Linked DNA regions of Homo sapiens: all the other regions are linked to region 1. The links are chromatin loops, found by intact Hi-C in ENCODE. Cell type or tissue: endothelial cell of umbilical vein. All regions are shown on one strand. Each heading gives the region's core, and the rest is flanking DNA. Links, peaks and the distances in the headings are about the cores only. Region 1 overlaps ACOT7 (acyl-CoA thioesterase 7). Region 2 overlaps KCNAB2 (potassium voltage-gated channel subfamily A regulatory beta subunit 2). Region 3 overlaps CHD5 (chromodomain helicase DNA binding protein 5). Region 4 holds the start of GPR153 (G protein-coupled receptor 153).

Region 1 (7,640 bases), core at 1,390-6,389:
CAGTGAGGGTCCCTGGCAGGAGAGCATGGACACAGGGAAGGAAAAGTCCCCAAGATGGGGAGGAAAGATGAAGGAGGGGCTTGGGAGGCCAGAGGGTGATGCTGTCACTCAGAATCGTGGAATTATTTTGCTGCCATTTGGTCAGCACTTGACATTCTGCAAAGCTCCAGAATGCTTCAGGAGCTAAAGTTTAGCTCATGGAATCCTCACAACACCCCGGAGAGGCAGCTGTTCTTGTCTTGTTTTTTTTTTTCTGAGACAGAGTCTCACTCTGTCACCCAGGCTAGAGTACAATGGTGCGATCCCGGCTCACTGCAATGTCTGCCTCCCAGGTTCAAGCGATTCTCCTGCCTCAGCTTCCCGAGCAGCTGGGATTACAGGTGTGTACAACCACACCTGGCTAATTTTTTTGTATTTTTAGTAGAGATGGGGTTTCACCGTGTTGGCCAGGCTGATCTCGAACTCCTGACTTCAAGTGATCTGCCCACGTCGGCCTCACAAAGTGCTGGGATTACAGGCGTGAGCCACTGCGCCCAGCTGCTGTTGTTATTTTTATTATCCCAGTTGCATAGATAAGGAAACTGAGGTACAGAGAGATTGAACACTTGCTTGAGGCCACCTGGGGAGGCAGATGGTAGGTCTGGGCTGTGACTATACCTCGAACCTGTGCTTTGAACACTTGCCCCTCCTTGCTCCTTCTCCGGATCTGGGGCTGCTGGAGGGACAGTTTTGACACATTGGCTTGGAGAAGCCTCTGGGAGGCTGGTCCCCAGGATGGTGATCCAGAAATTCTAGGCTTAGGAGGGGGTCTCTGAGTTCCAGGCAGCCCCAGGGCGTGGGGGTGAGAACAGTCCCAGTGCCTAGAAGGGCTTTGCTGGGGCCCTAGGTGGGGCAGGGGACCCCCGCATCCACACTCCCCTGGTGGTGCCTTCCAGTCTGTGGCTGGAAGTCCCAAGGTTCTGTCTCTGGCTGGGGCCTCTTGGCCAGCCCATCTGGATGCCTACTTGGCCTGCTTGGCCTTGATGTGCAAAAAAACGACACTCCTGTCCTTGCCCCAGGCTTGCTTCTCCCAGCCTCCCTCCCCTCAGTAAATGGTCTCTGCAGCACCCCGGTGCTCAGGCTCAAAGCCTGGAGCCTCTGTCAGCCTCTCTCCCTCCCAAACTCATGAGGCTCTGGGAGCAGATCCCACTGCTCTACCTTCCAGGAAGTCCAGATCTGAGCACAACCCCCAGGCCCACCCCCACTTTGGGTCCAATGGTGCTGCTCTTCCGATCACCCGATCACCTGATCACTGCAGCAGCCTCCTGGCAGGTCACCCTGCTGGTCCCTGCTGCCTGGTTTGTTCTCCAGCAGTAGCCAGGGAGATGTGGAGTCAGGGCACAGTGCTGCCTGCTCAGAGCCCTCCAGATCTCCTGTTTCGCCCAAAGCCAAAGGCACGTCCGCACGAGTCCCTGTCTCTGCCTAGCGCGGCTCGGGGACCTCACCTCCTACATCTCTTTCTCAACTCTCCCTCTGGCCACATTGGCTTTTCTGCTTCTTCTCGGACTTGCTGGGTGCATTCCTGCCTTGGGCCTTTGCACTGGCTTTCCCCAGATATCCACAGGGCCCTGCCCTCTCCTCTTCTAGGCTCTACATAAAAATGTTGGAATCCCAGCACTTTGGGAAGCTAAGATGGACAGGTCACTTGAGCTCAGGAGTTTGAGGCCAGCCTGGGCAACATGATGAAACTTTGTCTCTACAAAAACTACAAAAATTAGCCAGGTGTGGTGGCCTGTGCCTGTAGTCTCAGCTTCTTGGGAGGCTGAGGCAGCAGGATCACCTGAGCCCAGGAAGGTTGAGGCTGCAGTGAGTTGAGATCACATCACTGCTCTCCAGCCTGGATGACAGAGTGAGACCCTGTTTCTACAAAAACAAAACACAGCGTCCGGCCATGCCCCTGATGGCCTGGCTCCCTCTCTGCTTCCAGCTGCTGCTCCACTCCTGACCTGCTGTGCTTGTACAGAGTGGTAGCCCCACGAGGGCAGGCAGGACTTCTGCCCTTGGTTTCTCCAGACTGAGCATAGAGCGTGCTTAGGCATCATCTGATGAATGCTGGGAGCTCGGGCCTGGCACCGTCAACCGTCATGGAGAGCGTCCACCGAGTAAGCGCTTACGATGAGCCCGCGGCCACGCTGGGGCTCACCCTTCCTCTCCCTGTGTAGTCTTCCCAGCCACCTGCTGAGACAGGCACTGTTCTTAACCCTGTTTTACAAGTGGGGAAACTGAGGCCTAGAACAGTTAGGTGGCTTTCCAGACAGCTGCATCCTCAGAGCTGCCGTCAGCCAGAAGACGGCCGGGGCTGGGCATGGTGATGAGACCGCACCCTCTCTGGGCCCTCACTGGATGCCGGGCATGGTCCACGCACTTGACGTTTGTCAATTGCCTTATCCCCGCATGTCAGAGAGAGACAGCTATCCCTGCCTCTCCTGGGCGTTTCCTAAGCACCGAGTTCTTCCCATTCGTTATCCCCTCGAATCTCTGCAGCAGCCTGTTGGGACCATTTATTATCTGTGTTTACAGAGACTGAGACGTGGAGAGGTTGTGTCGCTGCACAAGGTCACAGAGCTAGTAAGCAGTAGAGCTAGGATTTGAACCCAGGGCCCAGAGCTGTTCTTTTAGGCTCTGCCTCTGCAGCTGCTGTCCTGGCTGGAAGCCCTGTGGCCATGAGGAACCCAGTGCCTGTGGTTTGCTGGGATGCCTGTGCCTCACGGGCCGTGTGATACCAGTTGCTTTTGAGAGCGTGGCAGAGGGCACTTCCGGGCAGGTGCTGATCAGGAGCTCGTGTCTCTGTCCCAGGGCAGGGTGGGGCTTTTCCTGCTCCTGCAGTCCTGGAAGCAGGAGGTGTGGGGCTCATCCGAGGCACTGGCTGCTGGGAGATCTTCCCATGGAACGCAAATACTTGTCAGTCCATGTATTGAAGTTTTGGATCACACTGGCCTTCAGGGACTCCCTGGGCCTGGTCCAGAGCCCTGCCCGCTCCTGGGAAGCAGCCGCCCACCAGCAAATCAGAGCCGTCCTGGGTCCCGGCTCCTGCCATCTGTACCCATCAGACACACAGAGCCACCTCTGCAGCCTCCCAGGCTGCCAGATAGTAAAACAAAATCCTCCCACAGGGTCTCCTGATAGTGAAATGGGACCGTGGCAAGACTCCTGTGTGGATGCCTGGGAGACATTACTTTTCTTCTTCTTTTCTTTTTTTTTTTTTTTTTTTTTTTTTTTGAGACAGAGTCTTGCTCTGTCGCCCAGGCTGGGGTGCAATGGTGCGGTCTCAGCTCACTGCAACCTCTGCCTCCTGGGTTCAAGTGATTCTCCTGCCTCAGCCTCCCGAGTAGCTGTGACTACAGGCATGTGCCACCACACCCGGCTAGTTTTTGTATTTTTAGTAGAGACAGGGTTTCACTCTGTTGGCCACGCTGGCCTCGAACTCCTGACCTTGTGATCCACCTGCCTCGGCCTCCTAAAGTGCTGGGATTACAGGCGTGAGCCACTGCGCCCGGCCCTACTTTTTTCTTTAGTATGTTAAGCTGGGAGAGAACCAAGCTCAAGGGTCATCAGTGGCCTTCTGCCCTATGAAGGACAGGCTTGAAGCCATCACCAGGTGTCCCCGTGGCACTGTGGGGAAGGCTACTGGATGGTTCTGTGTGAGGGGTGTCCCGAGGGACAGCACAGAGAGGTGCGCTCTGCCTTCCTCCTGCCTCAAGTCACTCTTTGAGTGAACCTGCTTTTGTGCCTCCTCTGAGCGACCCTTGGACCTGCCCCTCACATCCTGGCCTGCAAGGCCTGGCAGCCTGCCTCTTTGGACCTTTGTCCATGTCTCCCACTGCGTCCCTGTGTTCTGGTGGCTCCCCACCACCTCCCCACTCCTGCTGCTCTTTCCTCTCCCTGTGGTACCAACGCTCCCCCTACCTCCTCCTGCCTAACACCTGGTCTTTTAGGCCTCAGCTCAGATGCCTCTCATCTGAAGTCACACCCTGCCTTAACATCGTTGGGCTGTCCCCATCGTGGCGTGGCCCCATTTACTTCTCGTCCGTCCCCCCAGCTAGAACCCAGGCTTCTCTGACCCACACCCCTCTGTACACCCAGCACTGAGAGGCCCCACAGATGCTGCCAGAAACCAGCTGCAGAGCAGGGAGGTGGAAGGCCTCTGCCCCGGAAAAGCATGCGCCCATAGGTCTGTTTGATCTGTGTCAGCATAGCATACCGTAATGTACTTAATCACCCTCAAACAACACACACTTGGCTTCATTCCACTTTTAGGTCTTGCAGACAGTGCTTGGCTCCTTCCAAGATGGGCATTGCCCTGCCCAGAGGCGGTGCCTAATTCTTGCCTGGCTCTGTGCAGCCCTGCCCTAACAGCCTTTGGCCAATGGGTGGCGCCATAGCCACATACATTGACTTGGGGGTGAAAGAGACAGTTCCAGGCATCGCTTTACTGTGACCTGTTGTGAGTAGGGCAGGGTTTGCTGGGGGACAAGCCCGTGCAAACCAGAATGGGGAAGCATCGGGCCACCCTTGCCAGCTCTAGAACTTTTCTTGCCCAGCCCCAGATGCAGTCACAGAGTCCCTGCGCCTGTGTGCAGGAGAGTCACCTGGGAAAGGGCTCAGACAGAGGCTCCCAGCCTACCTCCAAAGAAGCAGGTGCTGGGTTTGGGGTGGGCCCCGGAGCTTGCATGTTAACCCCACCTCAGTGAGTCCTCATGTAGGTGGGTGAGCTGCATGTCGGTGCTTTGGGGGCGGCAGGCGGTAGGTGGGAGAGCACAGACGCACACACCAGGGCTTGAAGTGACTGCCACATACTCTGTGTGCTCTGGGACGCTTGCCTAATGTGGCACCCCTTGTCGGGGTGCTGTGAAGATCACCTGGGCCAGTGATGTCGGAGCTGGCCCAGGCCCCTCCCTCACCTGCTCCCTGCCCGCCCTGGGAAGCCTGAGGGCTCCTCAGTGTCATGCTGTCAATGTCCTAAGGAAGTGATTGTTGCAGTAGAAAGTCATGGCAGTCCTCTGGGAAATGGAGACTCACATTCCCCATGGCTCAAACACAAGGTCATCTTTTGTGTCATTTATTCAGCAAAGATGAGAAATAAGTCAATTCTGAGTGTTGGTCAGGATGCCGTGAGGTGGCAAAGGCCAGGCCAGTCACTGCTGTTCCGAGAAACACTTAGGACCATATATAAAAGTATTTGTCCTTGGGCCCAGAAAATAATCCCAAATGCAGAAAACGGTTTAAGTGAAAGGGTGCCCATCACAGCATTGTTTGTAATGAGAATCAACTGGGGGTGCCCCACATCTCTAACAGAAGAAGAATGTTCAATTCCACCTGGCTAGCAATTGAAAGTAATTTTCTAAAAAAAAGTTAGGTGTGGTTGCATGTGCCTGTAGTCGCAGCTACTCAGGAGGCTGAGGCTGGAGGATCGCTTGAGCCCAGGAGGAGTTTGAGGCTGCAGTGAGCATGATTGTGCCTGTGAATAGCCATTGCATTCCTGCCTGGGCAACACAGCAAGGTCCTGTCTCTATAAATGATAATAATTTTACATTGGAGTGCTATGAAAAGGAAGTCACTGGAAAGGATAAGGAAGTCTTTCAGACACAGCCACCGTCTGAGTGTTCGTGTCTCTCATGTGTTGAAATTCTCACCCCCAGGGTGATGGTATTAGGGGGTGGGGCCTTTGGGAGGTGACGAGGGTATGGGGGTGGGGCTTCATGAATGAGATCAATGTCTTCATGAAAGGGTCCCGAGGGAGCTCATTTGCCCCGGCCACCACGTGAGGACACACGAGAAGCACTGTCTGTGAACCAGGAAGCCGGCCCTTACCAGGCATGGAATCTGCCCGTCCCTGATCTTGGAATGACCCAAGTCCCTGGAGACTTCCCCCCTCCAGGACTGTGAGAAATAAATTTCTGTTGTGTCTAAGCTGCCCAGGCTATGGCATTTTGTTCTGGCAGCCCAACGAACTAAGACCCAAAGCTACAGAGGATGATCCCCAGGGTAGATGAAGAGAGAAAAGCAGGGTGCAGCACCACCTGTCCATGTCCACCATCTGGGAGCCCCACCATGTGGTTGTAGATGCGGAGTCCGATCTGACACATGGGACCCAGCTGCCAAGGGGTCCTGTGTGACAGGAGACGAGGTGGCCAGAGGTAGACCCAGCACCATAGGCTTTTTTGTTCCTTTTACATTTTGAATCATGAGAATGGGTCGCCTATTTGAAGGATAAATAACATTGAAAAAAATTTTTTTTTTTGAGACGGAGTCTCGCTCTGTCGCCCAGGCTGGAGCGCAGTGGTGCGATCTTGGCTCACTGCAAGCTCCGCCTCCCGGGTTCACGCCATTCTCCTGCCTCAGCCTCCCGAGTAACTGGGACTACAGGCACCCACCACCACACCCGGCTAATTTTTTGTATTTTTAGTAGAGACGGGGTTTCACCATGTTAGCCAGGATGGTCTCGATCTCCTGACCGTGTGATCCACCCGCCTTGGCCTCCCGAAGTGCTGGGATTACAGGCGTGAGCCACCACACCTGGCCACTTTTAAATTTTTAAAAAGAATAGTTGGGCCGGGCACGGTGGCTCACGCCTGTAATCCCAGCACTTTGGGAGGATGAGGCAGGCGGATCATCTGAAGTCAAGAGTTTGAGGCCAACATGGTAAAACCCCGTCTTTACTAAAAATACAGAAATTAGCCAGGCGTGGTGGTGCACATCTGTAATCCCAGCTACTCAGGAGGCTGAGGCAGGAGAATTGCCTGAATCCTGGAGGCGGAGGTTGCAGTGAACCGAGATTGCACCACTGCATTCCAGTCTGGGCAACAGAGTGAGACTCCATCTCAAAAAAAAAAGAATAGTGATTGCAAAGAGCCATGTCACAACACGGGCAGATTATTTTTCCCATACTGAATGAAAAAGAATCAAGGTGAGAGTGTATTTAGTGTTTTGTTGTTGTTGTTGTTTTTGAGATGGAGTCTTGCTCTGTCACCCAGGCTGGAGTGCAGTGGCGCAATCTCAGCTCACTGCAACCTCCCCGTCCCGAGTTCACCTGATTCTCATACCTCAGTCTCCTGAGTAGCTGGGATTACAGATGTGCACCGCCACGCCCGGGTAACTTTTGTATTTTTAGTAGAGATGGAGTTTCACCATGTTGGCCAGGCTGGTCTCGAACTCCTGGCCTCATGTGATCCGCCCACCTCGGCCTCCCAAAGTTCTGGAATTATAGTCATGAGCCACCGCGCCCGGCCTAAAGAAGAATAGTGATTGCAAAGAATGTGTCACAACACAGGCAGATTATTTTTCCTACGTTGAATGAAAAAGAATCAGAAGGTGAGGGTGTATACTTAGTTTTTGCACAGCTATATTAGACTAAAACTGTGAAACGAGCCAGGCAGACGAACAAGTGAGACAACAAAACCCACCCCGATTCTTGGGAAAAAAGCCTGGAAAGACAGATCCCAAAATAGTAACCATGGTTATCTTTGAATGGGAGGAGTGACGTTCCCCTTCTTTCTACTTTTCTGTATTTCCCAAATTTTCCATAATGGGTATGTATGCATTTGTTCACTTTATATTAAGCAAATAATGCATGCCTATTGTGAGAAAATCAGAAGAAAGGA
Region 2 (7,640 bases), core at 1,171-6,170, 290 kb after region 1:
TGGGATTACAGGCATGTGCCACCGCGCTCGGCTAATTTTTTGTATTTTTAGTAGAGACAGAGTTTCTCCATGTTGGTCAGGCTGGTCTTGAACTCCCGACCTCAGGCGATCCGCCTGCCTTGGGCTTCTAAAATGCTGGGATTACAGGCGTGAGCCACCGCGCTTGGCTGACACTGGACTTCTAAGCAATCAGTGGGTTTATTCTTTGCCGGAAAGTCTGTATAAAACACACAGCCCTCACCAGTCACTGCCTGGTCATCTAGTGGGTGAATTTGGTATTTTATTTTTACCACCGACTTATTTTACTGACCTACCCTTATTTTCCATTTTCCCCATATTTGCTATTATTTATTTTAAAAATTTCATGGTAGCAGATTAATTTAACAACGTCACCTACAATCCTTTTTGGAATAAGGTGGGGTGGAGGGTAATTTTAAAAAGAATTCAATATAATTTTTGCATTATGCACATTATATTCCGTTATAATCTGTGAAAATTGGTGGCAGAGATGATTACTCTGTATCAGTGCATGTTACCTGGGAGGGGTTTTGTTCCCCAGGGAACACTGGGCAGCATAGGGAGGCATTTTTGGTTGTCCCAACTGGGCAGGAGGTGCTACTGGCAGTAGGCAGAGGCCACGGATGCTGCCCCATGACAGAGAATTGTCCAGCCCAAGTGTCAATGGTGCCAGGGTTGAGGAGGCCTGCTCTGTTACCAGCCAGAATCTGGGATGGTGTCTCCCTGATCACATCGTCCAGACAAGGGAAGCCTGGAACATTCATGTGTGGGGACACGCCCGGCCCGGTGCTGGGATGACAGGCGTGAGCCCCCGCCCGGCCCGGTGCTGGGGTTACAGGCGTGAGCCACCGCCCGGCCCAGTGCTGGTAGGCTTTGGTCAGAGGCATGGAGCGTGGCTGGTTGACTTCAACCTACAACCCATTTCTGGTTCTTTTTCTGTCTCTCCGGTACCTGCTGTTGATAAGATGAAGCAGCTAGCTCTTGCTGTGATTCACTGGAGAGCAGCCACCCCCATTAAAAGCTCTGCTCTGTGTCCCTGGAGTGCACCACAGACAGCATCCCTGCTGTAGCGGAGGCTTCCGGCTCAGTGCCTGGGGTCCACTCCTCCCCCTTGGGCCTGGAGAGGCTGGAAAGCTGGGGCCGGCCAGCTCCTCCCCTACAATGGCAACAGGCTCGCAGTGGAAGGGGGCGGATGCCCTCTCATGCACAGAACGAGGCCTGTGGAGGGCTCAAGGTCTGGAGAAGGTTTTAGATATGGCTTTTTTTTTTTTTTTTTTTTTGAGACGGAGTCTTGCTCTGTTGCCAGGCTGGAGTGCAGTGGTGCGACCTTGGCTCACTGCAACCTCCACCTCCTGGGTTCAAGCAATTCTCCTGCCTCAGCCACCTGAGTAGCTGAGACTACAGGCACGTGCCACCATGCCCAGCTAATTTTTGTATTTTTAGTAGAGACGGGGTTTCAGCATGTTGGCTAGGATGGTCTCGATCTCTTGACCTTGTGATCCGCCACCTGCCTGGGCCTCCCAAAGTAATGGGATTGCAGGCGTGAGCCACCACGCTTGGCCTGACATGGCTTTTAAAAGCACAGCCTCCAGCAGCTCCTCCGAGAGTGAGACTGAGGGTCTGCATCCTGCAGAGACCGCCTTGTCCGTGCTGAACGGAGTGTGGTTTACACCCAAAGGTGGCTTCTTGCCCAAGGAAGGGCAGAGGATGTTGAACAGTTGAGGGGCTGCCCCAAAGGAGCAGTTTCTAAGAACAAAGGGAGGCAGGGCCGGTGGCCTTCCTGGAGGAGGAGTCCACCAGGAGAGTAAGAGCTGAAGACCCCATAGGGGCTAAGTGCTGTGAGTGTGGCTTCCTCCAGCTGGGGCATGAAGCAAGGGTCCCTGGGAAAGGCCTGAGCCACCCGTGTTCAAGGCCAAGTCAGCCAGCAGGAGAGCGCATCAGCGGTGCCCAGGAGTATGGCAGGGCTCCAGGGAGAAGGTGGGATCCATGTGGAATTCCAGGAGTGTCCTTCTCCTGAGAGCAGAGGCAGGAGGGCAGATGGCGGGAGCCTGTGAGGCAGCAGCAGGTTCTGTGTCTGGAGTAGGGTGACTCACTGGCCTTGCCAGAGGGCGCATCAGATGGTGGGAGACTTGACACGGAGGGACAGTGGGAGGCCGAGGGAAGGAGGAGGCCACAGGACCGATGACAGGACATGTGAGCCTTGCCCAGAGCGCACATCCCACTGGCGGGGCCCATTCTGTGGTTGGGCTGAGTGGACTGTGCTTGAAGCTGCAGGTGATGCTAGGACAAGGCCTCCTGCAGGCCATGTGTGTGCTTCCCGGGAACCGGCTTTGCACGGTCTGCAAAGCCAGTTCCTCCTCCTTCCTCTTGCTCACCAGGACCTCATGGCCCCACTCACTTCCAACTCTAGGAGCCCAGAAAGGGGAGAGAGGCCCGCGGCTGTGAGATGGCCGGCTCTGCTCTGAGTTGCTGCTGTTTCCCATGCAACTCTCCAGCCCCAAGCGAGCACCTCTCTTTCTCTTCCTCCTTCTGTCCTCAGAAGCACCCTTTGAGACGTAACAAGACCAACAACAATGACCACGGCGCCAGCACATGGGTGGTGCTCCCTCTCCTTGCTTGTCCGAAGAGCCTCCAGGGGAAGATGCCCCAAACCTCCAGGAAGGGGCCTGGGGATCGGTAGTGTAACAGGTGTGGCTGGGCACAGTGGCTCATGCCTATAATCTCAGCACTTTGGGAGGCCAAGGTGGGTGGATCGCTTGAGCCCAGGGGTTCCCAGCTAGCCTGGGGAACCTAGTGAGACTCATCTCTACAAAAAGCACAAAAATTAGCCAGGTGTGGTGGTGCGCACCTGTGGTCCCAGCTACTAGGGAGGCTGAGGCTGGAGGATTACTTGAGCCCAGGAGGCTGAGGCTGCAGTGAGCTATGATTGCACCACTGCACTCCAGCCTGGGCGACAGAGCAAGGCGCTGTCTCAACACAAAAAACAACAAAAAACAGGAAAAACAGGTATGGCCCGTGATTCCTGTGGCCAGGTCAGCTCCAGAAACACCTAGCACATCATCAGTCGGTTACAAGGCAACCACCCAGTGCAGGAGTCTGGGTCTCTCTGCCTTTCCTCCCACCTCTCCTGCAGCAGCCCTGTGGGGGAGGGAAGGGCTGTTCTGTCCCTTTAGGGAAGCTGGGGCTGGAGAGGCTGGGGCTGCAGACGGATGCTGTTTCCAGGCCTGGGATGACCATGACCACCGAGGCTCCAATGTGGTGCCCGCTGCCAGCAGAAGCCCTCCCAGCCCCGACCCAAGCCCCACACAGCTGCCAGCCGTGGTCCTGGGCAGGCCCTCAAGGAGAGCACTGGGCCTGCCAGCTGGCTTTCTCCCAGCCCCTGCGTCTGGCCCGGCAGCTCTTCCGGAATGACTGGCTGCTCGCCTCCCTCCCTCCTCCTGTTCCTTCCTGATGCCTCCGCCCCTTGTCTGCGCGGCACTGAACTACATCTCTAAGTGAGACTAGGTGCACGAGTGAGACCCCAAGATGGATAGACAGGGGACAGTCCAGGTGCCTGGACAGCGACTGCTGTGTGGGAAGGTCCCTTTTCCAGGGACGGGAAGGGCCTGCATTTCTCTCCCACAATGAGCCAAGCCTGGAGCTTTGAGTTATGTCACCTGGAGCTTATTTAGTCCTCAGGACAATTCTGCTGTAGTGACCCCGGTCTCCACTTTCCGGGTAAGGAAATCGAGTCATGGAGAGGCCAGGGGACTTGTCTGAGGTCACACAGGTAGCCGGTGGGAGCCCGGGTTCCTCCCAGGACACTCAGGGATGTCCCCGCAGGCTCAAGGTGTTGAGTCAATCCTTGGGGCCTGTGGCAGGTCGAAATGTGTCCCCAAAAGACAGTTGAGATCCTAATTCCTGATACCTGTGAGTGTGACTTTATTTGGAAACAAGGTCTTTGCAAATGTAATCAAGTTAAGATGCGATGGTCCTGGATTAGGGTCAGCCTTCAATCCAATGACTGGGTTTTTGTTTTTTGCTTTTTGTTTTTGAGGCAGGGTCTTGTTCTGTCACCCAGGCTGGAGTGCCAGTGGTTCGATCTCGGCTCACTGCAGACTCTGCCTCCTGGGCTCAGTGATCCTCACTTCAGCCTCAGGAATAGCTGGGATCATAGGCACTTGCCACCATGCCTGGCCATTTTTTGCATTTTTTGTAGAGACAGAGTTTTGCCACATTGCTCAGGCTGGTCTTGAACCCCTGGACTCAAGTGATCCACTTGCCTCAGCCTCCCAAGATGCTGGGATTATAAGCATGAGCCACTGTGCCTGGCCATGACTGGTGTTCTTATAAGGAGAGAGAGATTTGGAGACAGAGGCCCACAGAGAGAAAATGGCCATGGGACGGCAGAGGCAGAGGTTGGAGCGATGTGGCCACAAGCTGAGGAATGCCCAGGCCTGCCGGCACCACCAGAAACTGGGGGAGGCAAAAAGGACCCTCCCTGGGGCCTTCGGAGGAAGTATGGCCCGGCTGCACCTGGCCGTTGGACTTTCACCTCCCAGAACTGGGAAAGAAAAAGCTTCTGTTGTAAACCACCCAGCTTGTTACAGCAGCCTCAGGAAAGTAAAACAGGATCTTTCCCAAGATGGACCCCGTTCCTTGGGGACCCCTCTTTCCCAGGATGCACTTGGCCTTGTAGACAGGTTAACTTGCCATCCCCCCTGGTCTCTGCTGTTTTTCTCCTTCCCCTCCTCCTGCCCTCAGTGCCCTCCTTCCCGCCTGTCCTTTAAGACACACCTGGATTCCCAGCTCTTCCCAGCTGGAAGTGATGGCCTATGGTTAACTGAGCAACTACAGTCTGCTCAATGAACCTGGCAACCAACCAAGTACTTCCTGGTGAACCTGAGCTTGTGGTAAGAGCCTGGGATCTAGAGTCAGAAAGCACAGGAAATCAGGACTCCTGCCCTGCCAGGAGTTCATGACCAAGGGTCAGTGCCCAAGGACCGCAGAGGCTCCCTGCCATCCACATCTGGACTGCAGAGAGAGCCTCAGACCAGCTTCCAGTCAGTCCTGTCTTCCCACCATCTAGGATGCAGCCCGAACGAGACATGTGCTTTGGAAAGTAGATTAAGACCAAGACCACGCAGCGCCTTCCGACCTAAACTCACAGAGGCTGGGGGTGTTCCGGGTGCCAGGGACAGACAAAGCTCTGATCTCAAAGCAGTGCAGATGGGCAAAGAGCAAGGCAACCGAGATGGAGGAGGGGTGAGGAAGACACTCACTCAGGAGAGGGGCTTCTGATGACTTCATAGGTGCTTGTTTAGAGTGGGTGCTTGGGACAGTCTCTTTGGGGACCAAGCTTAGATGTGACAATGGGAAGGAACCAGGCCACGTCTGGGGAGGCAGCCTCCAGGAAGAGGGAACAGAAAGTGCGATGACCCTGTGGATGGAATGAGTTCCCCTTTGGGGATACAGAAGGAAGGGGCGGCGTCCAGAGCCTCCTGAGCGGGAGGGAGAGGGGTCCGAGTTGAAACCAAGGAGGCAGGCTAGGGCCACGTAGAGCCTTGCGGGGAGTTTGGGTTCACTCCCAGCACCATGGGGAGCAGAGGAAAACACAGCTGAACTGAGGGCTGGTGTCCAGTCAGCACAGTGTGGGCCCGGCCACAGCTTCTGGCCTGCCATTCTGAGGCCACATCTCTGAACCCTAACGTCCACAGGGGAGGGGAAGTGTGTGCTAGGCCAGCTGCCCTCACCCTGCTCCCTCATGCTTACACAGGGGCTGTGTGGATTTAAAAATTCATCTTAAAATTCTTTTTAACAGCAATAATTGAGGACAGTTTAAACAATGGGGAAGTGTAGGCCGGGCGCGGTGGCTCACGCCTGTAATCCCAGCACTTTGGGAGGCCGAGGCGAGTGGGTCACTTGAGGTCAGGAGTTTGAGATCAGCCTGGCCAACGTGGTGAAACCCCGTTTCTACTAAAAATACAAAAAATAGCCGGGCATGGTGGCTCGCGCCTGTAGTCCCAGCTACTCGGGAGGCTGAGGCAGGAGAATCGCTTGAACCCAGGAGGCAGAGGTTGCAGTGAGCTGAGATTGCACCACTGCACTCCAGCCTGGGTGACAGAGTGAGACTCTGTCTCAAAAAAAAACTGGGGAAGTGTAACAGGCATGCTGCCGTCCACCTCCATCAGCTACAGCTCAGTTCAGCTGATGAAATGCCCAGGCCAGGGGCACAGCTGGTTTCTTGCGGCACCGGGCAGTGCCTATCCCCAGGTATCATCTTTTCTATATTCATATTTAAGACCAAGTTTAATGGTGACCCAGCCCAGTCGCTGACGGAGAAGAGGTAAGCACAGAATAAATTTATCTGGGATCTTTAATAACTGGTGGTCTGAGTCACGGAGCATCCCACCCACCCCGTCAACCCTGGTGCAGCAAAATGAAATTCACCAGATAGAGTGAGGCCACCACCCTCCCCGCCCCACCTTCACCCTGACCTGGGTGTAACAACAACCTCTGGCCCATCAACTGCTAAAGGGACTTTGTTGGTGGGGTGAGATGGCTCATGCCTGTAATCCCAGCACTTTGGGATGCCAAGGTGGGCAGATCACCTGAGGTCAGGAGTTTGAGACCAGCGTGGTCAACATGACAAAACTCTGTCTCTACCAAAAATACAAAAATTAGTCAGGCATGGTGGTGCATCCCTGCAGTCCCAGCTACTTGGGAGGCTGAGGCAGGAGAATCGCTTGAACCTGGGAGGCAGAGGTTGTAGTGAGCCGAGACTGTGCCACTGCACTGTAGCCTGGGCGATACAGCGAAACTCCAACTCAAAAAAAAAAAAAAAAAAAAGCGTTTGTCTTCTGGTCTCCTCCACTCCCTGAGAAGCGAGATCCCCAAGGGCGTTTCAGCCCCACAGTGGGACCTGCAGTGTCTCCGAGGCTGCTCAGGCATTTTCCTCGGGGCTTCAGGCAAATAAAAGATATGTTCTCTCCACCTGTGTTAGTTCCCTGCGGCTGCCATTACAAAGATCCCCAAATTAGAGGACTTACAACAACAGGAATGTCTTCTCTCCCACTTCTGGAGTCTGAAGTCCAGGTGTGGGCAGTGTTCCCTCCAAACACCCTCATGAGGTGTCCTTTCCTGTCCCTTCCAGCATCTCGTGGCTCCTGTTGGGGCAGGAGACCAGGGTCTGGAGGCAGGGAACTGAAGGCCAATTCCCGCTGATTTCCTATAACTAAGTCAAAAGGAAAACCCCAACTTTCCACGCCCAAGTAACAAAAGAACCAGAGGCTACTCTCTTTGCATGGCGCCCCCTTTTCTGTGTGGCAGACGAAAAATGGAAAATACCTCTGATTTGTCCCCTCCCGCAACCAATCAGGCTGGCTGTGGGCCAAGTCTTCATTTGCATAGAAGTGTAACTTTGTAACTTCATTTCAGCCTCTAATTGGTCACTTTCTGCAACCAATCAGAATGATCACAGGCCACTACTTCATTTACATAAGATGTACACCAGGTAACCAATGGGAAACCTCTAGAAGGTATTTAAACCCCAGAAAATTCTGTATCCAGGTTCTTGAGCCGCTTGCCCACTCCCATCCTGTGGAGTGTACTTTTGTTCCATCTTGGCTCACTGCAACCTCCGC
Region 3 (7,640 bases), core at 1,812-6,811, 230 kb after region 1:
GAGGAGACGGAGAAGGCCCCGCCCTCCCCGGAGCAGCTGCCGAGAGGTTGGGGCTTCTTGCAGGCCACCCACCCCAGTGCCATGTCTGGCCTCAGCAGGCCTGGGTTCAGAGAAGGGCAGGTGGCTGTACTTCCGCTCATTTCTCCCTGGCAGAGAGGTAGACTCCAACCCTCTGCAGGCCCCCTGGTGAGGGGAGGCCAGGAGCTCAGGCCTCTATACATGGACTTAATGGACTTTTTTTTTTTTTGGAGAAAGGGTTTCGCTCTGTCACCCAGGCTGGAATGCAGTGGTACCATCTCGGATCACTGCAACATCCGCCTCCCGGGTTCAAGTGATTCTTGTGCCTCAGTCTCCCTAGTAGCTGGGACTACAGGCGTGTACCACCACACCCAGCTAATTTTTGTATTTTTAGTAGAGACGAGATTTCATCATGTTGGTCAGGATGGTCTCGATCTCTTGTAGCTGGGACTATAGGTGCATACCACCACACCCAACTAATTTTTGTATTTTTAATAGAGACTGGGTTTTGCCATGTTGGCCAGGCTGGTCTCGATCTCTTGACCTCGTGATCCGCCTGCCTCGGCCTCCCAAAGTGCTGGGATTACAGGTGTGAGCCACTGCGCCCGGCCATTTTTTTTTTTTTTTTTTTAATTTTTAGTAGAGACTGTTGGCTGGGCTGGTCTCGACCTCCTGACCTCAAGTGATCCACCCACCTCGGCCTCCCACAGTGTTGGGATTGCAGGCATGAGCCACCTTGCCCGTTGGTCTTTAACTTTTCTTACCATACAGAGATTGGGGGTGATTGGGCTACTTTTTTATTAGTGATTTCTGACTCAATTGCATTGTGGTCTGAAAACATGAGTCTATATGAGGTTGTTGAAACCTGCTCTCTGGCCTGATACGGTCAGATTTTGTAAATGATGTATGTGTGCTTGAAGAAAATGTCTGTTCCCTAATTGCTGGGTTTAAGGTTCTAACTATATGCATTAGGGCTGGGCATGGTGGCTCACACCTGTAATCCCAGCACTTTGGGAGGCTGAGGCAGGTGAATTACCTGAGGTCAGGAGTTCAAGGCCAGCCTGGCCAACATGGCGAAACCCAGTCTCTATTAAAAATACAAAAATTAGTTGGGTGTGGTGGCATGCACCTGTAGTCCCAGCTACTCAGGAGACTGAGGCAGGAGAATTGCTTGAACCTGGGAGGCAGAGGTTGCAGTGAGTGGAGATCGTGTCACTGCACTCCAGCCTGGGCAACAGAGAGGGACTCAATCTCAGAAAAAAAAAAAATATATATATATATAATACACACATATATACATATACACGTATATATATACGTATATATGTACGTACATACGTACGTATATACGCACATATGTACGTATGTACGCACGTATGTACGTACATATGTACCTATATATGTACGTATATATACACACACGTATATATATATGCGCATTAGGTCAGTAGATAATGCATGCTAATTATATTGTTCAAGTTTTTAATATCTTTACTAGTATTTGGTTTGCTTTGATCAGTCAGTTTCTGAGAGACTTGTGTTAAAATCTCTCATTATGATTATGGATTAATCTCTTTCTTATAATGCCAGATTTTGCTTCATATCATTTGAGACTGGGTTGTCAGGTGCATATTTGTTCAGGTTTTTAATATTTTTCTTGTGAAGTGTGCTTCTAATTATTGTGTAATAACCCTCTTATCCCTCTTTAAAGTTTTTGCTTAAAAGTTTATTTTTGGGCCAGGTGCGGTGGCTCATGCCAGTAATCCCAGCACTTTGGGAGGCCGAGGTGGGCAGATCACAAGGTCAGGAGTTCAAGACTATCCTGTCGAACATGGTGAAACCCGTCTCTACTAAAAATACAAAAAAGTTAGCCGGGCATGGTGGCGAGCGCCAGTAGTCCCAGCTACTTGGGAGGCTGAGGTCGCACCACTGCACTCCAGCCTGGGTGACAGAGCGAGATTCCGTCTCAAAAAAGAAAAAAAAAGTTTATTTTTGCTGATTTGGGTTGCTCTTTCTTTTGTTTAGTATATATTTGTTACGCCTTTTTCTATTCCTTTTTTTTTTTTTAAGATAACAGCTTTATGGTGATATAGTTAACATATCATACAGTTGAGCCATTTAAAGTATACCATTCAGGTCGGGCATGGTAGCTCACACCTGTAATCCCAGAACTCTGGGAGGCTGAGGTGGGTGGATCACCTGAGGTCAGGAGTTTGAGACCAGCCTGGCCGACATGGTGAAACCCTGTCTCTACTAAAAATACAAAAATCAGCTGGGCGTGGTGGTGGGCACCTGTAATCCCAGCTACTCAGGAGGCTGAGGCAGGAGAATCACTTGAACCTAGGAGGCAGAGGTCGCAGTGAGCCGAGATGGCACCACTGCACTCCAGCCTGGGCAACAAGATCGAAATTCTGTCTCAAAAAAAAAAAAGTAATGAAGTATACCATTTGTTATTTTTAGTACATCCAGAGTTGTGCAACCATCACCATTATCTAATTCCAGAACATTTAATCACTTCAAAAATAAATTCTTCTTACCCATTGGTAATCACTCCCCATTTCTTCCTCTTCCTCCCAGCCCCTGGCAATCACTTCTGTCCTATGGACTGGCCTATTCTGAACATTTCATACCAATGGAATAATGCAGTACTTTGGCCCTTTGTGTGTCTTCTTTCACTTAGCATAGTGTTTTTAAAGTTCATCTATGTTGTGGAATATATTAGTACTTCATTCCTTTTTTTTTTTTTTTTTTTTTGAGACAGGGTCTTGCTCTATCACCCAGGCTGGAGTGCAGTGGCATGATCTTGGCTTAACTACAGCCTTGACCCCCTGGGTGCAAGCGATCTTTCCACCTCAGCCTCCCAAGTAGCTGGGACTACAGGTGCACATGCTAACACGCCCGGCTAATTTTTGTATTCTTTGTAGAGACGGGGTTTTGCCATGTTGCCCAGGCTGGTCTTGAACCCCTGGACTCAAGCAATCCTCCCACCTTGACCTCCCAAAGTGCTGGGATTACAGGCAGTACTTCATTTCTTTTTATGCCCAAATAATATTCCATTGTATGGATCTACTATGTTTTGTTTTGTTTATCCATTCATAGTGATACACATTTGAGTTGTTTCCACTTTTTGGCTACTGTACACATTTGTGTACACATTTTTTTGTGTGAGTCTAGGTTTTCAGTTCTTTTGGGTATATATCTAGGAGTAGAACTGCTGGATCATATGGTAATTCTCTGTACCATTTTGAGAAACTGCTGAATTGTTTTCCATGTGTATTGCATCAGTTCACATTCTTACCAGCATGTGTGAGGGTTCCAGTTTCTTCACATACTTGCCAATACCTGTTATTATCTGTCTTTTTGATTATAGTCACCCTAGTGGGTGAGAAGTGGTATCTCATTGTCATTTTGATTTGAGTTTACTTTGTGCATAAAGATGTTGAATATTTTTTCATGTGATTATGGCTTATTTGTGTATAATTTGTTGAAGAAATGTCCTTTCAGATCCTTTGTCTACTTTAAAATTGGATTTTTTTAAATTATTGAATTGTAAGAGTTCTTTTTAAATTAATTAATCAATACTTTTAGAGACAGGGCCTTACTATGTTGTCCAGGAGGGCTTTGAAGTCCTGGGCCCAAGTAATTCTCTAGTATTAGACTTTTGAGTAGCTAGGATCACAGGCGTGTACCACTGTGCCTGGCTTGTATGAGTTCTTTATATAGATGCATGTTCCTCATCAGATATATGATTTACAAATATTTTCTTTCATTTCTTCACTTTTAATCTCTTTGTAATGTTTTAGGTCTATCTTTTGTAGACGGTGTATAGGGGATTCATCATTTAAAATCTAATTATAGGGTCCCTATCTTTTAGCTGGCAAGTTTAATCTCTTTACATTTGTTGTAATAACTAGATATGTGGATGGAATTCTGTTATCTTATTTTGTACTTTATATATTACCCTTCTCTTTTCTCCTTTTTTCTCTTTTCCTGCCATCTCTTGGATTGATCAAATTTTCTTTATATCTCCTCTTTTCCCCCTCAACTCATTTGGAAGGTTTATAGTCAATTTCATTCTGTACTCTTAACATTTTTAACATGTATACCCCTGAGTAATATGAGGACTTTAGATAGCTTTAGCTCTAACTCACTTCCCTTTCATCTGCCACGATGCTGTTGCCCAGTATTTTAGTTTCAGTTTGTTTTTACTTTCCCAAATTTGTTGTTATGCTTATTTCTAAATTTTTAATCCTTTTTTAGATCTTCTCACATTCTTACCAGTTTGTGTTTGCCTATTTGTTCATCATTGCTTCATTCAAAGTCCTTCCTAAAGTACACCTTTAATGGTGCTTTCAGCAATTTTTTTGGGAATGGTAAATTCTCTCATTGTTATTTTTCTTTTACTCTTGAATAGTTAGTACAATTGAAGATGGGATAGGGATCTTCCCTCAGCACTTTGCAGATATTCTTCCTTTTTTTATTTGGCATTCATTATGCTGAGAAGGCTGCTGAGAAGCTGAGAAGGCTGCTGTTGGTGTAATTGCTGCTCCTGTCTAGGAAGTTTGTCATTTCTATCTTTTCTCACATTGAAAGACTGCTTTGAAGACATTCTCTTTGTCTTTGGTGATATGTAGCTTCACTACAATGGAGGGTATTTTTTGTTTTGTTTTTAGAGTGAAGTTTTTGTTTATCTTGTGTGTGACTCACTGTGATTCTTAAAGCTGAATATTTATGTCCTGCATCAATTGTGGGAAAATTCTCAGTCATTCTCTCTTTGAATATTTTCTTTGCCCTCATTATGTTTATTTTGTCCTTCTGGAATTCCTATTACTCATTGATTGGTTCATTCATCCAACAAACATATATATACACACATGCATATATATATATATTTTGAGCCTGCTGAGTGTCAGATGCTGTCCCAGGCACTGAGGACACAAGCAATGAACCAAAACAGCTGAAAGCTTCATTCCGTGGAGTTTGTATTCCACTGGGGAACACAGGCAATCCACAATAAACAGAAATACGTGTTGTTCAACCACAGACTCCAAATGCTCTAAAGAAGAAAGCAGAGTACAAGGTTAGCAAAAGATGGGGGCTGATAAGTTTTCATATCTTTTGCTTCTTTTTTGTTATCTATTTCTCTGCCAGGCTTTTTGAGTAATCTTCAGATCCAGCTTCCATGTATATTTTCTTTGCACAGCTGTTTTTTAAAACCTTCCCAGTTGTATTATTTTGCATGGCTGTGTCACAAATTACTGCAAACTTAGTGGCTTAAAACAGCACTCACCATGAGCTCACAGTTGTGTGGGTCTGATGCCTGGCGTGGTGTAGCTGGGTGTTCTGCTCAGGATATCACAAGGTTCAGGACATCAAAGTATCGAGTGGGTTGAGTTCTCATCTGGAGGCCCTGGGGAAAAGTCCACATCCATGCTCACTCCTTGTTGTTGGCAGAATTCAGTTCCTTGAGGCTGGAGGACTGAGGTCCCATTTCCTTGCTGGCTGTCAGCTGGGTCCGTTTTCAGCACCTGGAAGCCACCACATTCCTGCCATGTAGCCTCGTGTGTCTTCAAGCCAGCAGTGGTGAACAGAAACCCTCCCGTGCTTCGCATCCTTGACTTCCTTTTCTGTGACCAGCCAGAGAAAAGGGCTCGTGTGGTCAGGTTAGGCCTACTCAGGTCATCTCCCTGTTTTAAGGTCACCCGTGCCGCAAAACGGAACCTGCTCTGGGGAGTCGAGTTTGTCCTCTTCACCTTCCAGGGGATCTTGCAGGGCGTGGACACCAAGGGCCGGAAGTCTTGGAGCCCATGTTGGAATTCTGCAATTAAATTCTGCAATTAAAATGTTAATGATTGTGTGTTTCCTTTCTTTTTTTTTTTTTTGAGACAGAGTCTCTCTCCCACCTCAGCCTCCCAAGTAGCTGGGACTACAGGCACCCGCCACCACGCCCGGCTAACGAAGTCTGGCTAATTTTTTGTATTTTTAGTAGAGACAGGGTTTCACTGTGTTAGCCAGGATGGTCTCGATCTCCTGATCTCGTGATCTGCCCGCCTCGGCCTCCCAAAGTGCTGGGATTACAGGCGTGAGCCACCGCGCCTGCCCCCCCCTTTTTTTTTTTTGAGATGGAGTCTCGCTCTGTCGCCCAGGCTGGAGTGCAGTGGTGCAATCTCGGCTCACTGTAGCCTCTGCTTCCCGGGTTCAAGTGATTCTCCTGCCTCAGCCTCCTGAGTAGCTGGGATTACAGGTGCCTGCCACCACACCTGCCTAATTTTTGTATTTTTAGTAGAGACAGGATTTCACCATGTTGGTCAGGCTGGTCTCAAACTCCTGACCTCAAGTGATCCACCCACATTTCTAGAAATTTTATGTTTTTTTTCTAGTTTTGAGGGAGTCTTATTCTTTCCCTGTGGATTCTCTTCCTTCTTTTTCTTTTTTCTCTGTCTTTGGTCACCCTAGACATATTTATTTTAGAGCAAGCTTTTTCAACCTGTGTGGTCCGTGGGACAAATGTGGCCCAGGATGGCTTTGAATGTGGCCCAACACGAATTCATAAACTTTCTTAAAACATTATGAGATTTTTTTTGTGATATATATATATATCACAAAAAAATGTGTGTGTGTGTGTTTATGTGTATATATATATAAGCTCATCAGCTGTCATCAGTGTTTAGTGTATTTTATGTGTGGCCCAAGACGGTTCTTCTTCCAGTGTGGCCCAGGGAAGCCGAAAGATTGGACACCTCTGTTTGAGAGTCTCTGACATTGTCCTGTTAGCCCCAGGCGCTTGTCTGCTTCCTGTGCGTCGGCTGGTGGGGGATCATTGTTTTCTGGGTTTAGATTGGGTGCATCCTCATCAGGAATTGTGATTTTTTTTTTTTTTGAGACGGAGTCTCACTCTGTCACCCAGGCTGGAGTGCAGTGGCGTGATCTCGGCTCACTGCAACCTCTGCCTCCCGGGTTCAAGCGATTCTCCTGCCTCAACCTCCCGAGTAGCTAGGATTACAGGCACGTGCCACCACACCTGGCTAATTTTTAAAAAATATTTTTGGTAGAGACGGGGTTTCACCATATTGGTCAGGCTGGTCTCGAACTCCTGACCTTGTGATCCTCCGGCCTCGGCCTCCCAAAGTGCTAGGATTACAGGCGTGAGCCACCGCGCCCGGCCTGGATTGTGGTTTTTATCTGCAGGAGCTCCGTGTCCTCTGGGGAGTGGGAGCATCCCTCCCCTTTTGTTTCTGGAGGCTCAGGCCGGGAGGTTTCATGGGCGGTGTCCCTCTGGGAGCAGCTTTATGATGCTGTCTCTGCCTTGGGTGGTCCAGTTCATATCCCACACCCACGAGGACAAGGCGTTGGGTGTGGGTTCCTCACTGGAGACCTTCTTTTCCTTGATCCTGTGGTGGAGACAGGCCATCTCACTCCCGTGGCCAGTGGTGAGAACTTTCCTTCAGAGACCACGGTGTTGGACCGTGTTGGCATCATTCCAGTTCTCTGCATCTTTTGGGCTTGAGGCCTCCCCTGTCCTGCCTGGGTGCTGAGACACAGCTCCAAGTTCCAAGCTCTCCAGGCTTCTTCCTGGTGTCTCATCACCCCAACCTGGGGCCCCTGGACACCAGCTCCTGCTT
Region 4 (7,640 bases), core at 1,109-6,108, 84 kb after region 1:
GACCAGGACCCCACCTGCATCCATGGCTGAAAAGGAGGCCCTCCAATCAAGCACACCCAGAAGTGGCATCTGGGAGAATGTTCCCAATTCAGTCTGTCCCTGAAGCCCCAACATCTGTCCTGCCGCCTGGAGAAGACTGGCCCGTCAACAGCTGCGGCCTCGCACAAGGCTCCCTCTGGCCCCTGGAGAGCGAGGACTCGGCTCCAGATGTGCAGAAACACCAGCCAAGAGCTTGGGAATCTGTCCCGGGCCCCAGTCACGGCTGACGGGGTTATTTCCTGTCTGGGAGGGGGTTGGAGGTGGGAGGGACAAGCTCAGCCACATGAAGCTTCTGCCACGCCACCATGCCCCTTGGCCCCCCGGGGCTGGCCTCAGCCAGCCTCGGCCCCCAGCTCCACCCATGACCCATGCCAGAATGGTGCCCTGGGTTCAGAGCAATGAGGAGGCCACCCTTCCCAGCTAGCAGAAGGCCCAGGGCTGGCCACAGCAGTGCCTGAGCCCAGGGGCTCACTGAGGGGACCAGTTCCCCAAAGCACCCACACCCTTCACTTGAAGTTGGGCCCCGCATCAGACTCCCTAGTTCAGTCCTGGCTCAGCCACTCATCCGTGTGGCTTTGGGCAAACCAGGCACCTGAAAACCGCCTCCCAGGGGCACCGGGCACTTTGCAGCAGAACCCAGCACAGCACGAAATAAGCCAGGGCCCCGGGGCGGCCATCAGAGGCCATCTCCCACCTGCCCTAGAGCCAGCTGAGGCCGGGCAGAGGCACTGGTCCAGGCAGTGGGTCAGCTGGGCTGGCAGAGGGGAGCCAGGCCCAGACAGAGGCATGGCTCTCCATGGCTGTGTGTGCAATCTTAACCGTGGTGTTTCTAAGCGGCATGGCTCTCGGTGGCCATGTAATTAAGTGTGGCGTTTCTACCGTTTCACCCCGAGTCACAGGCGAGACACTTAGAAACACCACCCTTGATTACAGCTGCCCTGTGCCAGCCTCCCACTGCTGGTGGCCTATTTATAACCAGGACCACCTGGAGGGGGAGCCAACCTGTCCACAGAGGGCTCACTGGGGACACTGAGGGCCCTGGCTGCCCGAGAAACCACAGGGAGTATAGGTGTGCATGGCCCCAGATTCCCCCTTGCTCAGCCCCACACGTTATTGCGGGGCCTTTCTCTACAGACACTCCTCTTTTTGTCTCATGGGACGGACCCTAAGACCCATCCTGGGCCCCCTAAAAGCTGCTCAGGGACCTGGGGTGTGGGGACGGTTTAGGCAGGTGCAGGCTGTGGAGCAGCCCTGCCCGGACTGGGCAAGCTCCAAGCATCCGTTTTGGCTGCAATTGGTTTGGGTCTCCTCCTGGTCGGGTGCCTAGTTTCCTCCAGACACAGGGGTGCCTAGTCATGGATGTGTCCCAGAGGCACGGAAGGACACTATGCCAGGCAGCCCCAGAGGCCTTGTGCCCATTGTGTGTGTGGTCAGGTGCTTTCTAGAAAAGACAGGCACGATCCTCAGGAGGCGTCCTCTCCAGGGCCCCCATCAAGAAGCAGGAGGCTTTCCGCCTGCATGGGGCCAGCTGAGGCTGTCAGTCTGTGGGTGACAGCCTGTGCTCTATGAGGAGTGGTGATAGCATGAGGGCTTGGGAGGGAGGGGCGGAGGGGCGGGAAGAATGGGAGGAGGGGAGGAGGGGAGTAGGAGAAGGCTTCAGGCGCTGGGCTGCAGACCCTGGCCTCTCCCGGCTGGGCGGTGGTGCTCAGAGTTTCAGAGAGAACAATTTCTGAGCCTGTGGGGGTGGCGGGGACCACTCGGCAGCCCGGTGGCCCGTGCACTTTATTCCCTCAGTGGACCCCCCAGGCCCGGGGAGCAGCGTGAATCCGTAACTGGCCCAACCTTGCCCCTCGCTGCCCCTGCTTCAGACTGGATTCCCGGTTCCTAGAAGCCGCTGGCCATGCGTCCCTTGTCCTCTCCACGCCCCGCCCCGATTGTTCATCTTAGATGCGGCTTCCTCCAGGAAGGTCTCCCTGAGCCCCAGCCCTGGCCCCAGGTTCTCAGTGTCCATTCCTGCCCCAGCTCCCTCTGGCCCCCGGGCCCCCAGAGCTCCGGGCCTGGGTCTTGCCCCGGCGTCCGAAGGCGGCGTCCGGAGTGTGCACCGAGCCGAGCTGGGAGCCAGGGGCGCGGCGCTGTCAGGAGGCGCCACCAGCCCAGGGAGGCTCGGGCCGGCCGCGGGCGGACGCGGGGACACGGGTGGGCTGCGTACGGACGGACTGACGGAAGGACGGACGGGCTGACAGACCGACAGACGGCCGCGCCTCTGAGCGGGCGGGGGCGGGGCGGGCCGAGGGGCGGTGCGGAGGCCCCGGCGGAGACATGCGCCCTGCTCCGCCCCCCGCCCCCGGCCGCCCGGCGCAGCAGCGGAGCGGCGGGAGCTGAGCGAAGCGCGGCGGCGGCGGCGGCGCCTAGGGGAGGGAGGGGCGGCGGGGCCGAGCCCACCTAGCGGAGCGCGCCGGCCGCCGGTGGCCGCCGCCAGCATGCCCCGGCCCGCGGGCCGCTCCGCCGCCAGCCACCCCCGCGGCCCTCGGCGGCCTGCGCTCGGCCCGGGGGCGCGGGAACCGCAGCCGGAGCCGGAGGCGGGAGCAGCGAGCCGGAGCCCCGGGCGCTCGAATGCAGGGTGAGCGTCGCCGCCCTGGCCCGAGGGCGGACGGACGGGAGGACCCCGGCGGGAGGACTCGGCGGGAAGGGAGGGGGCTTTCCGCGCCCTATCGGTCGCGGGGTCCGTCCGAGGGCCCACGAGCGGCGCTTAGCGCTGGCACCCCCCCAACTTGGGGACCTTCGGGGTAACTTCCCTGGGGCCAGCCCCTCCCTCCGTCCCCCTGCATCGGGGCCTAGCAGCGCCGCCCCCTGGGCTTCTCAGGGGACGGGGGCGGGGCGCGGTCTGGGGATCCTGAGCCCGCCCCTGCTCGGCGCAACCCAGAGGGGTCCGGGGGCCGCAGTCCCGCCAGGTTTCCCAGCCTGTCGCTCGGACGCGCCCTCGGGGTGGGGCAGGACTCGGGGCACCCACTGGGGACCAGCAGGCGAGAGCACGCGAGTCGGAGCGGGGATTGCGGGGGGGGGGGGGGATCGGAGCCCCAGGGGGTTGGGACTGTAGGGGCGGGGGCTGGGGGGGGCGTGCCGGAGATGTCCAGGCCTCGCGCTGCGCGTCCCTCCCTGGGCGACGGCCAGGCCGGGCCCCGTGGAACACATCGGCTGCAGCGCGGGCGGAGACCGGCGTGGGGGCGGAAGCCGGGGCGCAGCCAGAGCCCGGGGAATCCTTTCAAGTTCTGGGTTCTCTTTGTTGCGCAATGGGGCCTCGGGGCCGCGCGGCCTCATTGGCCCGGAGCTGTGACGTCACGCCCCGGCCCCGCCCGCATGTCTTGCGGAGGGAGGCCTCATGGCCCGGGTGGGTCCCAGGCTAGTTGCACCTGCAGTTGGCCCTGCAGTGGGCGGGGAAGTGGGAAGCCGGGTCCTGAGATGCTGCGGAATGCTTTAAGTGCCCTGCAGGAGAAACTTCCCAGCAGAAGACAGGGCTTTAAGTGCCCTGCAGGAGACACTTCCCAGCAGGAGACTGGGTCCCGTCGGCACTGTGGGGAGCCCAGCCTGGGGTCTGGCCCTAGTGGCCGCTCCATTCTATGAAGAATGAACAGAAAGGGTGCAATCCGTGGATCTGTGGTCACTGACCCAGAGCCAGAGGGACACTTTGTTCCCACACAACCAGTCCTCTGTCACTCTGCACTTGGAACCCGGTGTCCACGCCCTGTCCCCCAGGACGTTCCTCTCCCATGCCAAGACTACAGTGCCCAGGAGTGCCTGGCCCCAAACCCAGCCCTGACACTATTCTCTCCGTGTTGCCCTGAGCTTCTGCCTGAAGTGTTCCCATCTGCAGTGTGGGGACGGTGAGACCTGCCCTGCAGACCTGAGGCTCAGAAAGACCTCAGCTCTAGGGACAAAAAAAAAAAAAATGCCCTTTTCCCCAACATTTTAGGGTTTGAGAGGCCAGGACTTTGGTGTCAGGCAAGTGGAGTTTGGATCCTGGCTCAGGCAAGTGCTGGCCGGGCAAACAGCTTTACCTCTCCCTGCTTCTGCTGGACAAACTTTACAATGGGGATGAATTGTGGGGGCACTCACTGGAGGAGCATGCCCGTGTGCAAGAGGATGCACGTGCCCCTGCCCACAGACCTAGAGCCTTTTTCTTTTTAAGACAGGGTCTCACTCTGTTGCTCAGGCTAGAGTGCAGTGGCACAATCATGGCTCACTGTATCCTTGACCTCCCCAGGCTCAGGTGATCCTCACACCTCAGCCTTCCAAGTAGCTGGGACTATAGGCTCACACCACTACGCCTGGCCAATTTTTTTATTTGTTGTACAGATGGGTTTTCCCCATGTTGCCCAAGCTGGTCTCGAACTCCCGGGCTCAAGCCATCCACTCACCTTGGCCTCCCCGAGTGCTAGGATTACAGGCATGAGCCACTGCACCCTGCCTTCAGACCTAAAGCCTTTCCCAGCAGTAATGCAGCATTAGGCTAGACGAGAGGAAGAACTGGCACCGCGAAGGGCTGGGCTGGTTGCAGCCTGTGGCTCTTTCCTTACCACCCTGCACCAGTAATCAACACATGGACAGGGTGGGCGGGGCCAAGGTCACGGGGCTAGACAGAGCTTGTTCACGGGGCTAGACAGAGCTTGTTGGGCATCTGAGGGAAGGCCTCCCAGTCTCACAGCCGAGGCTGCCTTGGGCAGGTAGAAATAGATGCTGACCTGCTAGGTGCATGCTGAGTCCACTTTCCTATTTGAGAGCGTAAAGACCACTGGTGTCTGCAGCCCTCTTGCTCACAGCGCTTACTCACACTCTGTCTGCTCTGAACCCCCAAAAGGCTGCCAGGCACCCCAAAGGCTGGAGGTGGCCCAGTGCTCCCCTCACTCCTGAGGCTACTCTGCCCCAGGTCCTGGTCCCAGTGAATATGTATCTGCCCACAGGTCTGAGGCTCCCCGGCACCTCCAAGCTCAGTGTCTTGGCCCATAAGAGACAGCACAAGGCTGGGCGCGGTGGCTCATGCCTGTAATCCCAGCACTTCGGGAGGCCGAAGCGGGTGGATCACCTGAGGTCAGGAGTTCGAGACCAGCCTGGCCAACATGATGAAACCTCGTCTCTACTAAAAATACAAAAAAATAGCTGGGCGTGGTGGCGGGCACCTGTAATCCCAGCTACTTGGGAGGCTGAGGCAGGAGAATTGTTTGAACCCAGGAGGCGGAGGTTGCAGTGAGCCGAGATCCACCCTGGGTAATAAGAGTAAAACTCCATCTCAAAAAAAAAGAAAGAACTCTGGACAAGACAAGCAGGAGGCTTGCCAGCTGCTGGCTGGGGCATCGCTGCCTTCCCTGCCCGAGAGCCAGGGGCCTTGGCTAAGGCGGCAGTGGCCCCCCACCTTGAGCTGGAGATACTTCCTCTCTGGGGGACATGGGGCGTATCTGGTACTATAGATGCCCATAAGGACCGGGGCATGAGAAAGAGAGCAAATGAGGCTAAATGGCCCCTGGGTAAGAAGGGCCAGTTAAGTGTGAGCAGAGCACAAGTAGGCCTTCACTTGGTACTGGGCTTCTCCCACACTGCCTGCCTGGGCTGCAGCCAGAGGGCTGCCAGGCTGGGAAGGGTGAGGGAAGGACTCGCTGCCCAGCCCTCTGGCAGGATGGGTGCTTCCCCGCTCCCCGCCACATGCCTGCTGCCCAGCATCCTATGTCCCTGACTCACATGGAAAGGCCATCGGCACTTCCTCTGACTTCAGAGTCAAGCTCTGGTCTGGTCTACTGGCCGTCTCCAGGCCCTTGCTGCCCAAGCCAACCAGAGCATGAGACTGGCCACTACCCCAGAGCACCCAGTGTGTGCCAGACCTGGGCCCAGGGCTATAGAGATGTGGCTCCTGTCCACCTCAGCCTCCCCGCGGAAGAAGCATGGCAGTCTCTTAGAGGAGAAGGTGCAGGGACCTTGCCCCAGCCACACCGCTGCTGTGTGGGGGCTTTAACCTCAGCGCGGGGTCCTGGCTCTGGAAGACCAGCTGGGGGCTGACATAGCAGACTGCCTGCCCCCTCTCAGGGTGGTCAGGAAGGTGGTGACCATCTCCGTTCCCCAACAGGTCACTTGGGGAACAGGAGAGGGAAATGGAGGTTCAGGGGGTGTGGTCTTCCGGGACATGTCCTTACGTGGCCTGATGAAGTAAAATAAATTAAGGCAAGTACGTCAGAGATGTCCACTGTGGGGGGCTCTGGCATGGGCTGTGTGAGGATTCTGGAACATTTGATGGCAAGAGGACTTGTTCTGGGATGGTGCCAGGTCATGCACGGGGCAAGAGTGCCCATCTGGGCCCACCTTGGATGGTTCCCTGAGGATGCAGGTAACCTGGAAGGGAGCCCAGATATTGAGCTTTGACCAGGAGTGGACGGAAGTGAGGGAATACGCACTTATTGGGCACCCCGTATACAGCCCCTGGGTGTCAGGGACATGGGCAGGAGGGTCCTCCCGGGGCGTGGAGAGGAGAGTGCAGCCTGATGTAAGCCAGGGCCAGATAGGTCATGGTGCGCCAGGGCCTTCCCCGCCTTAGGGCATTTGTGCTGTTGTAACACAGTACTTAAGACGCAGTAACTCATGAAGAACAGATTTATGTCTCGCCGGGTGTGGGAGCACTTGCCCTGTAATCCCAGCTACTCAGGAGGTTTAGATGGGAGGATCACTTGAGCTCAGGAGTTCGAGACCAGCCCAGGCAACATAGTGAGACTCTGTCTCTAAAATATAAAAATAAGGCCAGGCACGGCGGCTCATGCCTGTAATCCCAGCACTTTGGGAGGCTGAAGTGGGCAGGTCACTTGAGGTCAGGAGTTTAGGACCAGCCTGGCCAACATGGTTAAACCCTGTTACTACTAAAAATACAAAAAAATTAGCCGAGCATGGTGGTGTATGCATGTAGTCCCAGCCACTCGGGGCTGAGGCACAAGAATGGCTTGAACCCGGGAGGTGGAGGTTGCAGGAGCTGAGGTGGTGCCACTGCACTCCAGCCTGGGCGACAGAGCAAGACTCTGTCTAAAAAAAAAAAAAAGAAAAGAAAGATTTAAAAAATACACACATATATAAATTTTTTTTTTCAAAAAAGAAAAGCTGAGAAATCCAAAATCAAGGTGCTGGCAGGTTTGGTGTCTGGCAAGGCCTGGTCTGTGCTTCAAAGATGGTGCCTTGAATGCTGCGTCCTCTGGAGGGGAACAGCACTGTTGCTCACATGGCAGAAGAGGGAAAGCTCCTTGAGAGAGAACTCACTCCTGGAAGCCCTTTTGTAAAGACATTAAACCCACCCATGGCCTAATCACCTCTTAAATGTTTCATGGCCAGGCACTATGGCTCACGCCTGTAATCCCAACACTTTGGGAGACCAAGGCGGGAAGACTGCTTGAGGCCAGGAGTTTGAGACCAACCTGGGCAACACTGCAAGACCCCTTCTCTATAATAAAATTAAAATTAGCCAGGCAGGGCAGGGCATGGGGCTCACACCTATAATCCCAGCACTTTGGGAGGCCGAGGCGGGTGGATCACAAGGTCAGGAGTTCAAGACCAGCCTGACCAACATGGTGAAACCC

What was found. Peaks named below come from ENCODE experiments on the same cell type or tissue, not always from the same donor. Only the 100,000 strongest peaks of a DNase experiment are listed, where the experiment ranks them.
Region 2: it touches region 1 in a loop (5-fold over the local background); 24 of 110 quality-filtered maps call a loop at or near these places.
Region 3: it touches region 1 in a loop (2.2-fold over the local background); 8 of 110 quality-filtered maps call a loop at or near these places.
Region 4: it touches region 1 in a loop (3-fold over the local background); 16 of 110 quality-filtered maps call a loop at or near these places.

Annotation. Positions count from the first base shown.
Region 1 is chr1:6,340,382-6,348,021 of GRCh38, reverse strand. The region is part of intron 2 of ACOT7 (acyl-CoA thioesterase 7); the gene reads left to right. Among named protein-coding and RNA genes, the nearest start is that of ACOT7, 50 kb to the left of the region's middle. RefSeq lists a silencer at 4,239-4,533 and an enhancer at 7,456-7,640. In endothelial cell of umbilical vein, for the core only: a CTCF peak has its summit at 4,406 (motif pointing right); a DNase peak (open chromatin) is centred at 4,411.
Region 2 is chr1:6,054,560-6,062,199 of GRCh38, reverse strand. The region is part of intron 2 of KCNAB2 (potassium voltage-gated channel subfamily A regulatory beta subunit 2); the gene reads right to left. Among named protein-coding and RNA genes, the nearest start is that of KCNAB2, 12 kb to the right of the region's middle. RefSeq lists an enhancer at 1,633-2,133. In endothelial cell of umbilical vein, for the core only: no CTCF peak of the experiment used is centred there; a DNase peak (open chromatin) is centred at 3,429.
Region 3 is chr1:6,113,511-6,121,150 of GRCh38, reverse strand. CHD5 (chromodomain helicase DNA binding protein 5) reads left to right here. Exons shown (of 42, transcript NM_015557.3): 33 at 1-46. Among named protein-coding and RNA genes, the nearest start is that of CHD5, 63 kb to the left of the region's middle. In endothelial cell of umbilical vein, for the core only: no CTCF peak of the experiment used is centred there; a DNase peak (open chromatin) is centred at 4,790.
Region 4 is chr1:6,255,844-6,263,483 of GRCh38, reverse strand. It overlaps GPR153 (G protein-coupled receptor 153), which reads left to right and starts at 2,386. Exons shown (of 6, transcript NM_207370.4): 1 at 2,386-2,659. RefSeq lists silencers at 2,147-2,466, 2,647-2,816, 2,837-2,996, 3,167-3,356. In endothelial cell of umbilical vein, for the core only: no CTCF peak of the experiment used is centred there; a DNase peak (open chromatin) is centred at 3,363; H3K4me3 peaks cover 1,473 bases.